2 separate regions of the Homo sapiens genome follow, and region 2 is linked to region 1. The links are chromatin contacts, found by Hi-C or POLR2A ChIA-PET in ENCODE. All regions are on one chromosome and are shown on one strand. The core of a region is the stretch at or near the end of the contact, and the rest is flanking DNA. Distances in the headings are between cores, read along the strand shown. Region 1 overlaps LINC01483 (long intergenic non-protein coding RNA 1483). Region 2 holds the start of KCNJ2-AS1 (KCNJ2 antisense RNA 1).

The links. A loop is a pair of places that touch in the nucleus more often than their neighbours do. ChIA-PET counts read pairs that join two places held with the same protein, here RNA polymerase II (POLR2A). Pooled maps may share reads with other maps.
Region 2: a map of endothelial cell of umbilical vein shows a loop between it and region 1 (4-fold over the local background). The contact joins the promoter of KCNJ2-AS1 here to the enhancer-like site in region 1. A Hi-C loop is called at or near these places in 1 of 168 maps with a recorded cell type or tissue (endothelial cell of umbilical vein) and 3 of 50 pooled maps. POLR2A ChIA-PET finds 5 or more read pairs at or near these places in 1 of 52 experiments (endothelial cell of umbilical vein).

Annotation. Positions count from the first base shown.
Region 1 is chr17:69,868,454-69,872,777 of GRCh38, reverse strand. All of the region lies in intron 4 of LINC01483 (long intergenic non-protein coding RNA 1483), which reads right to left. Among named protein-coding and RNA genes, the nearest start is that of LINC01497, 91 kb to the left of the region's middle. Within about 2 kb of position 1,962, at least 4 of the 41 ENCODE cell types and tissues checked have a DNase peak (open chromatin) inside an H3K27ac peak, as active enhancers do.
Region 2 is chr17:70,166,901-70,170,905 of GRCh38, reverse strand. KCNJ2-AS1 (KCNJ2 antisense RNA 1) reads left to right here and starts at 1,504. Exons shown (of 1, transcript NR_036534.1): 1 at 1,504-3,945. KCNJ2 (potassium inwardly rectifying channel subfamily J member 2) reads right to left here and starts at 1,374. Exons shown (of 2, transcript NM_000891.3): 1 at 1,205-1,374. RefSeq lists a silencer at 1,319-1,778.

The sequences.
Region 1 (4,324 bases), core at 713-3,212:
TGAGACAGAAGGTTGGCACAAGATACAGGTCATAAAGACCTTGCTGATAAAACAGGTTGCAGTAAAGAAGCCAGCCAAAACCCACCAAAACCAATATGGCCACGAGAGTAACCGCTGGTTGTCCTCACTACTACACTCCCACCGGCGCCATGACAGTTTACAAATGCCATAGCAACATCAGGAAGTTACCCTATATGGTTTTAAAAGGGGAGGCATAAATAATCCACCACCCCTTGTTTAGCATATAATCAACAAATAACCAGGGCAACCAGCAGCCCTCTGGGCTTCTCTGTCTATGGAACAGACATTCTTTTATTCCTTCACTGTCTTAATAAACTTGCTTTCACTTTACTCTATGGATTTTCCCTGAATTCTTTCTTGCAGGAGATCCAAGAACCCTCTTTTGGGGTCTGGATTAGGACCCCAGTAAAATTACCACACACCACTAGAGTAATTGACTTATATTCTCTGTCCTCAAGATGGGAGGTTCTTGAGAACAGGAACTTGGTTTTATATTTCATTATATCTCTGATATCTAGCATAAAACCTGGTGCATAATACGTGTCAATAGGTGTTGAACAAATTGTTGCAATTAAATTTAGTAAACATTGATTGAGTGCTTGCCATTTGTCAGCTAACGTTTTAGTAACGGGATACAGGGATGTGTTTAGATTCTCATTGAGAAAAGAAAATATAAGTGCACAAATGACATTAAGCAATGGTAGATGATGCTAATTCCTGTGAAAAACGTAAAACGGATAAATGGAGTAGAGAGTAACAAAAGGAGAATTGGGAGAGTTCTTTCAGTCCAGACAGTTAGAGCCGGCCTCAGTGAAGAGATAACAGAGGAGACAGATTCATGATCGTAGGGAAGATTAATCCAGGCAGAAAAAGAAACAATTGCAAAGGCTCGGAATTGAGCCTGTTTTATTATGTCACACCCAACATGGAATTTCTTCCTAGAATTAGAGGAGAGGAGAGAATTTTTAGATTATGCATTTCTTTAATTTTTTTAATTGCAAACTTCTACTGCTGAAGAATAGGAGCTCTCAGACAACAGGATATTTTGCCAAGACATGAAAACAGCTTTGCTCCTGGAAAATTATTTTAATTGTTCTGGTGGGAGGTATTGAAAAAATATTTACTGGAGATTCACTTTAGGGCCACAAAATTAAAACAGCAATTTAGCAACAGGATCATAGTTAGTGATGTTCGGAGACGTATTTGGTTGTTTCGGTTTATTTTATTTTATGGTAATTTAGCTGAGGTAGCTTTTATTTATTCAGAAATATTTACCCCTTTTCATTAATGATATGTGCTCTTACAATGAAATTTTTTTTTTGCTTTTTTTTTCTCCCAAGTACATCTTAATTAAAGTTTAGCCAATTTTATGCATTGAAAAGTGTAAAAGTATTCCCTGAGCTGAAATTCCTCTGAAAGAGTGGAATAGAGCATGCTTCTTACTGATCCCAAGTGTTCCAAATTCTGACCCAAATAAGACCTTTGGGGGTTCAAGCTCATTTACATTTCATAAAATGTAACTTCCTATTTCTGGAGAATAAAAGGCTTTGAAAGTCACAAGGAAACGGCTCAAAAGGCATCCAGGGCATGAAATAGCTTTAACAAATCCTGCTTGATGAGTTAAGTGTAAAGGAATCAGAAACATATGGATTACATTTCCCATAAAATACACATAGGCTTAATAGCGAAGAAGAAAAAGTGGCTGTGGCCCAATGTGATTCAGGTTTTTTCGAACCTAAAACATTTGGAAAATAGTTCAAGATGGTTAATAAACCCCAAAGCAAGCCCAGTCTGTCCTTCCTACTGTAGGGAGGAATGTGCTGGATTTCAATGCAGTACAAGAGGGTGTCTGCTGGATTACTGACAACTCTCTTTGTCACACAAACAGTACCTCCTAGGGAGACAGAGAGAAAGGCAAGGCAGGTTTGCACTTGTCTGAGATATGCAGAATACTTTGGACCCCACTGGCAGAAAGTGCATGTTTCTTGGTCCTAACTCCTCCTAACAGCCATAACCTTCTGACTCGGTCATTTCAAGTCATGGTTATGGAAAGCCTCCTCCTCTCCTTTCTTTCCATGGCCACCTCCATCCTACTCACTCACCCACCCCCTGTAAAAAAAAAAAAAAAAAAAAGAAGAAAAGAAAAAGAAAAACATCAACATTTCTAAAATTGTTCTTTAAGAGATTGTTCTAATCTGAGCTCATTTAGGAAATGAGGAGTTTGAATAAATTGCATTCCCAGGCTTAAATTACTGTGTCATTCTTGGTGACACAATGAACCCTTTCACCTAGCATTGTGTCCTAGGAAATTACAATTCCTGCCTTGAATGGACCTGCTAGAGAACAAGCAGAGGGTCAGTTGCAGATCATTAGTCAGAGGGGATCCAGAGCCCATGAGTCAGGACCTCTCACTGTTGCAGGAAGCAATCCTGACCACTTACCCCCAAGTCTCTTCAGGCCCACTGCCCTGGGGGAGCTACCACACACTGCAAAAGAATGTCCACACTGTGACTGCAGTGTGGGGACCAGAGACGCACTGAGTCAGGCCTGCTCTTTCAGGTGGAGGTCAATGCTGTTCTGTCAGGCAGAACCAGTACTCCTTTGAGATGCAAGATTTTGAGGAAGTGCTTTCCAGCAAATGCTCCACTTTCTTCAACTTCACAAATTCTTTAAGGTTATCATCTACTTTCCATTTTCACAATCACAACCATTATTCGGGGATTCTTATTCTACCCATTATGTCCACAGTCTTCAACTTAAAGCACCAATCCAACCATATCACCTTTCAGTAACTCTTTCTTCAAACATTTGGTCATCTAACTACTGACCTGTCAGATTCTTACCAAAAAAAATGACCAAGTAATATTGAAACCTGGGGAAGCCTTAGCATTTTCAATCTTAGAAGGCAACTGAAAACAACCTACAGTGAGTAGTTATGTAAATGAGGTGTGTTTAGATTCTGAAGATGATCAGACCAGGCTATCTTTGCCAGACTTCTGCAGGGACTCTGGAGTCTAGAGAGAAGGCAACTGAATATCCATGTGCTGCCTTAACCTTGGAGTCCTCAGGATTCTAACTTGCAAGTTTTCTGCTTAGAACTCAGCATTTGGGGCAATGGCTTCCAGCATTTTTTTTTTCCTTTTCCTTTAAGTTCTGGGATACATGTGCTGAACATGCAGGTTTGTTACATAGGGATACATGTGTCATGGTGGTTTGCCGCACCCATCAACCCATCATCTAGATTTTAAGCTCCGCATGCATTAAGTATTTGTCCTAATACTCTCCCTCCCCTTTCCTCCTACCCTCCGACGGGCCCCGGTGTGTGATGTTCCCCTCCCTGTGTCCATGTGTTCTCGTTGTTTAGCTCCCACTTATGAGTGAGAACATGCGGTATTTGGTTTTCTGTTCCTGTGTTAGTTTGCTGAGGATGATGGTTTCCAGCTTCATCCATGTCCCTGCAAAGGACATTCTTTTTTGTGGCTGCAGCATTTTTGAATATAAAAAATCTTACAGTTCACTATATTCACTTCCCCATTTTAGATCAATACTCAAGACCGAAGGCTTTCTAGTTATCTAGCCTTCCTCATCTTGTCCGCAGGATTATCTGTACTTTCCTGTCATTAGACACCTCTTCCACAGATTACCACTCACTCAAAGCCACCTCTGCAACTCTGTGTTGTGTCTTCTGCCTGACAGACTCTTCCTAGTGCTACCTGCAATATCTGTTCCCTCTCTTCCCCCAGTGCATAAAGCCACTCCTTAGCAAGTTTAACTTCTTCACTTTCTCTCAAAATCTTGTGCCTTCAATTTACCCGGCTGGATGTTTTGTTTGTTTGTTTGAGACAGTGTCTTGCTCTGTCGCCCAGGCTGGAGTGCAGTGGTGTGATCTCAGCTCATTGCAACCTCCGCCTCCTGGGTTCAAGCGATTCTCCTGCTTCAGCCTCCCGAGAAGCTGGGACTACAGGTGCCCGCCACCACACCTGGCTAATTTTTGTATTTTTAGTAGAGATGGGGTTTCACCATGTTGGCCAGGCTGGTCTTGAACTCCTGACCTTGCGATCCACCTGCCTTGGCCTCCCACAGTGCTGGGATTACAGGCGTGAGCCACCGCACCCGGCCTGGATGTTTCTTTACTAAACTCATCTCTACCTGATGCGGTTTGGATATTTGTCCCCTCCAAATCTCATGATAAAATGTAGTATCCAGTGTTGGAGGTAGGACCTGGTGGGAGGTGTTCAGATCATGGGGGTGAATCTCTTATGAATGGATTATCACCACCCCCTTGGTGATGAGTGAGTTCTCA
Region 2 (4,005 bases), core at 255-2,754, 300 kb before region 1:
AAGTGTCATTAAAATATGAGAGAGGAGGAAGCTAAGTAAAATGGCCTTGACCTTATCCTCACCCTTTCCACCATGCTTCAATTAACATCTCTTACCCCTTCTGAGCACCAGGATTTTTCCAGATAATGGCAAATAGAAATGAAACATTTGGAAGTGAGCAGGAAAACGCTAACAAGTGTACAGATAATGTACAGCAGACACACAACATTGGTTGGCGAGAGGAAATCTGGCAGCCTATTGATTATTAATGTGAAAAGAAAACAAATGATAAAACGCAATATGGTTTCTTTGCATATCCGAGGTTTTCAAATAACACCTTATTTCCTAACAGGTAAAATCTGAATTTATGAAAATCGTCGGAATTCACAGCCTTTTATCCTAGTGATCATCCTATGATATCCTTACCCAGACACAGACATTAAACTGCCCATTCCCTATCCCTATTTTTTTTCCAATTGTCATGATGAATCCACGCTATGATGCAATCTTTTTGCAGAATCAAGTCGTTTTGACTATTTTGCTTTCCTAAAACCACACTGTCTTCAAGCCAGGTATTAATACCATTATTACTGAAAATAACAAATTGGTTAGGGGAGAGTGATATGTAATGTGAAAGTTTTGCGATCCTCAGGCTCAAATCCAACTCGGGCTCCCGCTCTTCTTTCAGGAAGGCAACTTTGAGACACTCACTCTGTTTGAAACTCACAGCTATACTTGAAGCAATGACGAAAAAAAAAAAAAGCCAAGGATCAAGAATAGTGCTGAGTCCCAAGCTTTGCCAAGGTTTAAGACCAGGGCTCAAGACGCACCCCCAAACCCGCAACCACGTTTTCTTTCTTTTTTTCCCCACTTAGAGTGAGAACCGAACACAGACGCTCTCGCCCTTGCCTCCAAACCCAGTATCTCGCTACAGCTGGTGCATTGGAAGTTATGAGCACAAACAGATGCTGCAGAGAAATCTGTTTCTATTGCTCAACTGTTCCAAGCATGTCTCAGTATTTTTAGCTCTGGGGATGTTCTGGTGCGCACACAAACTATATAGGCATGATCTGGGACTCCGGAGTGTGGGTGAGCGCTACAGCAGTGTGACAGCTGGGCACCTCTGGAGCAGCGGGGCAGGGTAGGGTAGGGGACGGCGGCCAGAGTCCATTCCCCAGGACACACCGGCAGCGAGCGAAAAGGAAGAAAACACAGCAGCCCTTACCTGTTGCTGGCGCAGGAGCATGGGGACATGGAGTGGAAGTGGGGGGTACAGAGGCATGTAAGATCCAGTGGTTTGTAAAAAGCGAGTGAGCCAAAGCAAACCAGAATTCCCAAGACCCAGCCCGCCGGCGCCGGGAAGGCTGCGCGCTGGCCAGGGCTCCAGTGCGCTCTGCAATATCCTGGGCTCTTTTGAGGCGGTCCGTGCGACACCGGCTCTCCTGGCCCCGCCCCCGGCCGCTGCCGGCCAATCGCAGCGCGCCTGGCCGCGCGGCCGGCCCCGGGAACCGCGGCGGGGAGGGGAGGATGCTGCGAGGCGTTGCCAGCGGAGGGAACCTGCCGCCGCCTCGTCCCCCTCCACCCTCGGAGCCCGGCCGGGGAGTCGGGCCCGGGCCGGGGAGGAGGAAGTTGCGGCCCAGCTGGGACAGCAGCAGGTGGGAAGCTCCGCGCCCGGCTGTTGCGGCTGCCTGATTGCAGCCTGGCCTTGGGCAAAGCTTCCTACTCCGTCTGGAGCCCCACACACTTCCCGGTTCCCCCGCTCTTGGGCCGCTTGCCCTGCGTGCTCCTCGAGGGGCCTGCGAGGTGCCAGCGCCGGGTAGAGACCTTTGCCGCAGGGGCAGGATTGTTCGTCGGTCCCGGCGCGTCTCCCTCTCCACTCCCTCTCTGCCGGAGCCCCTCGGCCCTTCGAAGCCCCCCGCGGAGGCTGCAGCGCCCGGAGAAGCCACTGAGTCAATGGGGCGAGGGACTGGGGCGGGCGCGCAGAGCCCCCAGGATTGAGACGCGCGCAAGTGCGGCCACTGCAGCGCCGCTTGGCTGTTTGTTCTCCCGACTGTTCGCGAATTACTTACAAGGCGCCTAGGCTTCTCCGAAGGGTGGACGGCTCGTTCCCTCTCGCCTTGTCCGCCCTCAGTCTCTCCACCACCGCCCGGCACGCTTTGCTGATCTAAAATCAGAACAATTAGAGAGTAATGATTTTTTTTGGAATAGCAACTCCTACAGACACTCAGATCTGCCCTCGCTTCAGCGCCTCCCAGCCCTCCTTCCCAGCAGCCAGGCGAGAGCGCGCAGACCCCTAAAAAGCAACTTCAGTGTTAACCGGGTCTGGATCCTGGAACTTTATAAACTAATCCGTGTGTGTGTGTGTGTGTGTGTGTGTAAACCGAAGAGTAAGTGCCTATTATTTCTGAGTACTTCGGTGTCCTAACGAAGCTTTGCTCCTAAAGGACAGGATATATTTTAGGAGTCTTTCTTTCCACTGAGTTTTTTAAATGTTTATTTTCTCGAGCGATCAAATGTGTCTTTTGTGCAGTTTATTTAAACCTCGTAAGGCCTCCTTGAGTCGCTGAACTAATTCAGCAAACTAGCTGGTATTGTGGACGGCGCAGTCGGGGTGGATTTTTGTGTGTAGGAGAGGTGAAACTGACAATTCAAGGAAAGGTTCTGTGCGAGTCCCCACCTCCCATCCTCATATCCACACGTGGCCCCTAGGAGGTGCTGGTGAAATATGCTTGCTTAGGTTTCGCAGATCCGCACTTACTCCTGCCTTAACAAGTGTGCCTTTTTTCTTAGCACTGAGCAAGGTACTTAAATTAAAAGGGTGTGCAAGAGATGATGCACTCGGTGTGGCTGCTCTGATAGCCAAATGGCGATGTGGTCCCAGTTAATGTGTTGAGATTATACTGTTCACCAAGCCCTGTTACGAACTCTGTTGCCATGCACGTGGGAATAATGCCTGCCCCAAGGGAGGTCTTCTTTAACATCTATTTAGTCATGTGTTATTTATAAACAGCTTGAATTAATACTGTAAAATAGACGGATGTCTAAGAATCTAGGCTGTAGCCTAAAGCTAAATGAACCTGAGGGTAGACAAGTTCACTCTGTATTAACCAAAGGATAATGAATGAGTTCACCGCTCAGTTCAATAAGCTTCTTCTGAAATATGCTTCCTCCTGGACTTCTAAGAAACAGGCCAAAAGTTTAATTATCCCTTAAAACATGTTAAGCCTAAATAGAAAAAGGAAATTAATCATTTATAGATTTTCTCTTCTTTATTATGATTCAGTTGGTGCATCTGTAGATGGCTAAGAATTTTCCAAACCACGTGAATTCAGAGAGGCAACACTTTTGTTGTTGTTGTTTTTCCAGGTAATGAGCTCGCTTTGAAAACCAGTCACTCGGAAAGGGATGGCATTTTTATGCAACTTGGATTGAAATGGTTTTGCTTTAGTATTCTACTCTAATTAGAAAGAATACACCACAGGCCGAAATAGTTTCATATGATAGGAAAATCTTTAAAGAAAGGAACACAGAGTTATTAGATTATGGTTGGCTGTATAAATTTAGCTGGGCAGCGGGAGGAAGGTCATAATAAATGTATCCTGCTCTCTCTCATCAATTATCAGCAGCACATCCCCCAACATTCTCTCCTCCCAAAGACTGAAGGATGTGCAGCAAAGCTTAGATCTTGAAGGAGAAGGTTCGGGAAAAATTAATGATTTTAATTAGAACTTTCCAATCTAAGTAGAATCATTACCTTAATTAGCTAAATAAGGAAGTATGAAGGATGAAATTTTGCAAATGAAATTTTGTAAATGTATGGTAGCGTAGAATACCCCCATTGCTTCATTTTAAAAAAAGAAAATATAAATGCATTTTAATTAATAAATGACTTTTCATCATGTCCCTATTAGGAAAATTCTGTGTGCCAATGCTTTCAGTGTTTGATTTAATACATCTTTTGAAGTGATGCGTGATGCAGATTTCTGTATTCAGAGTCTATCTTTTTTGGCTGAATCAGGCCTTATT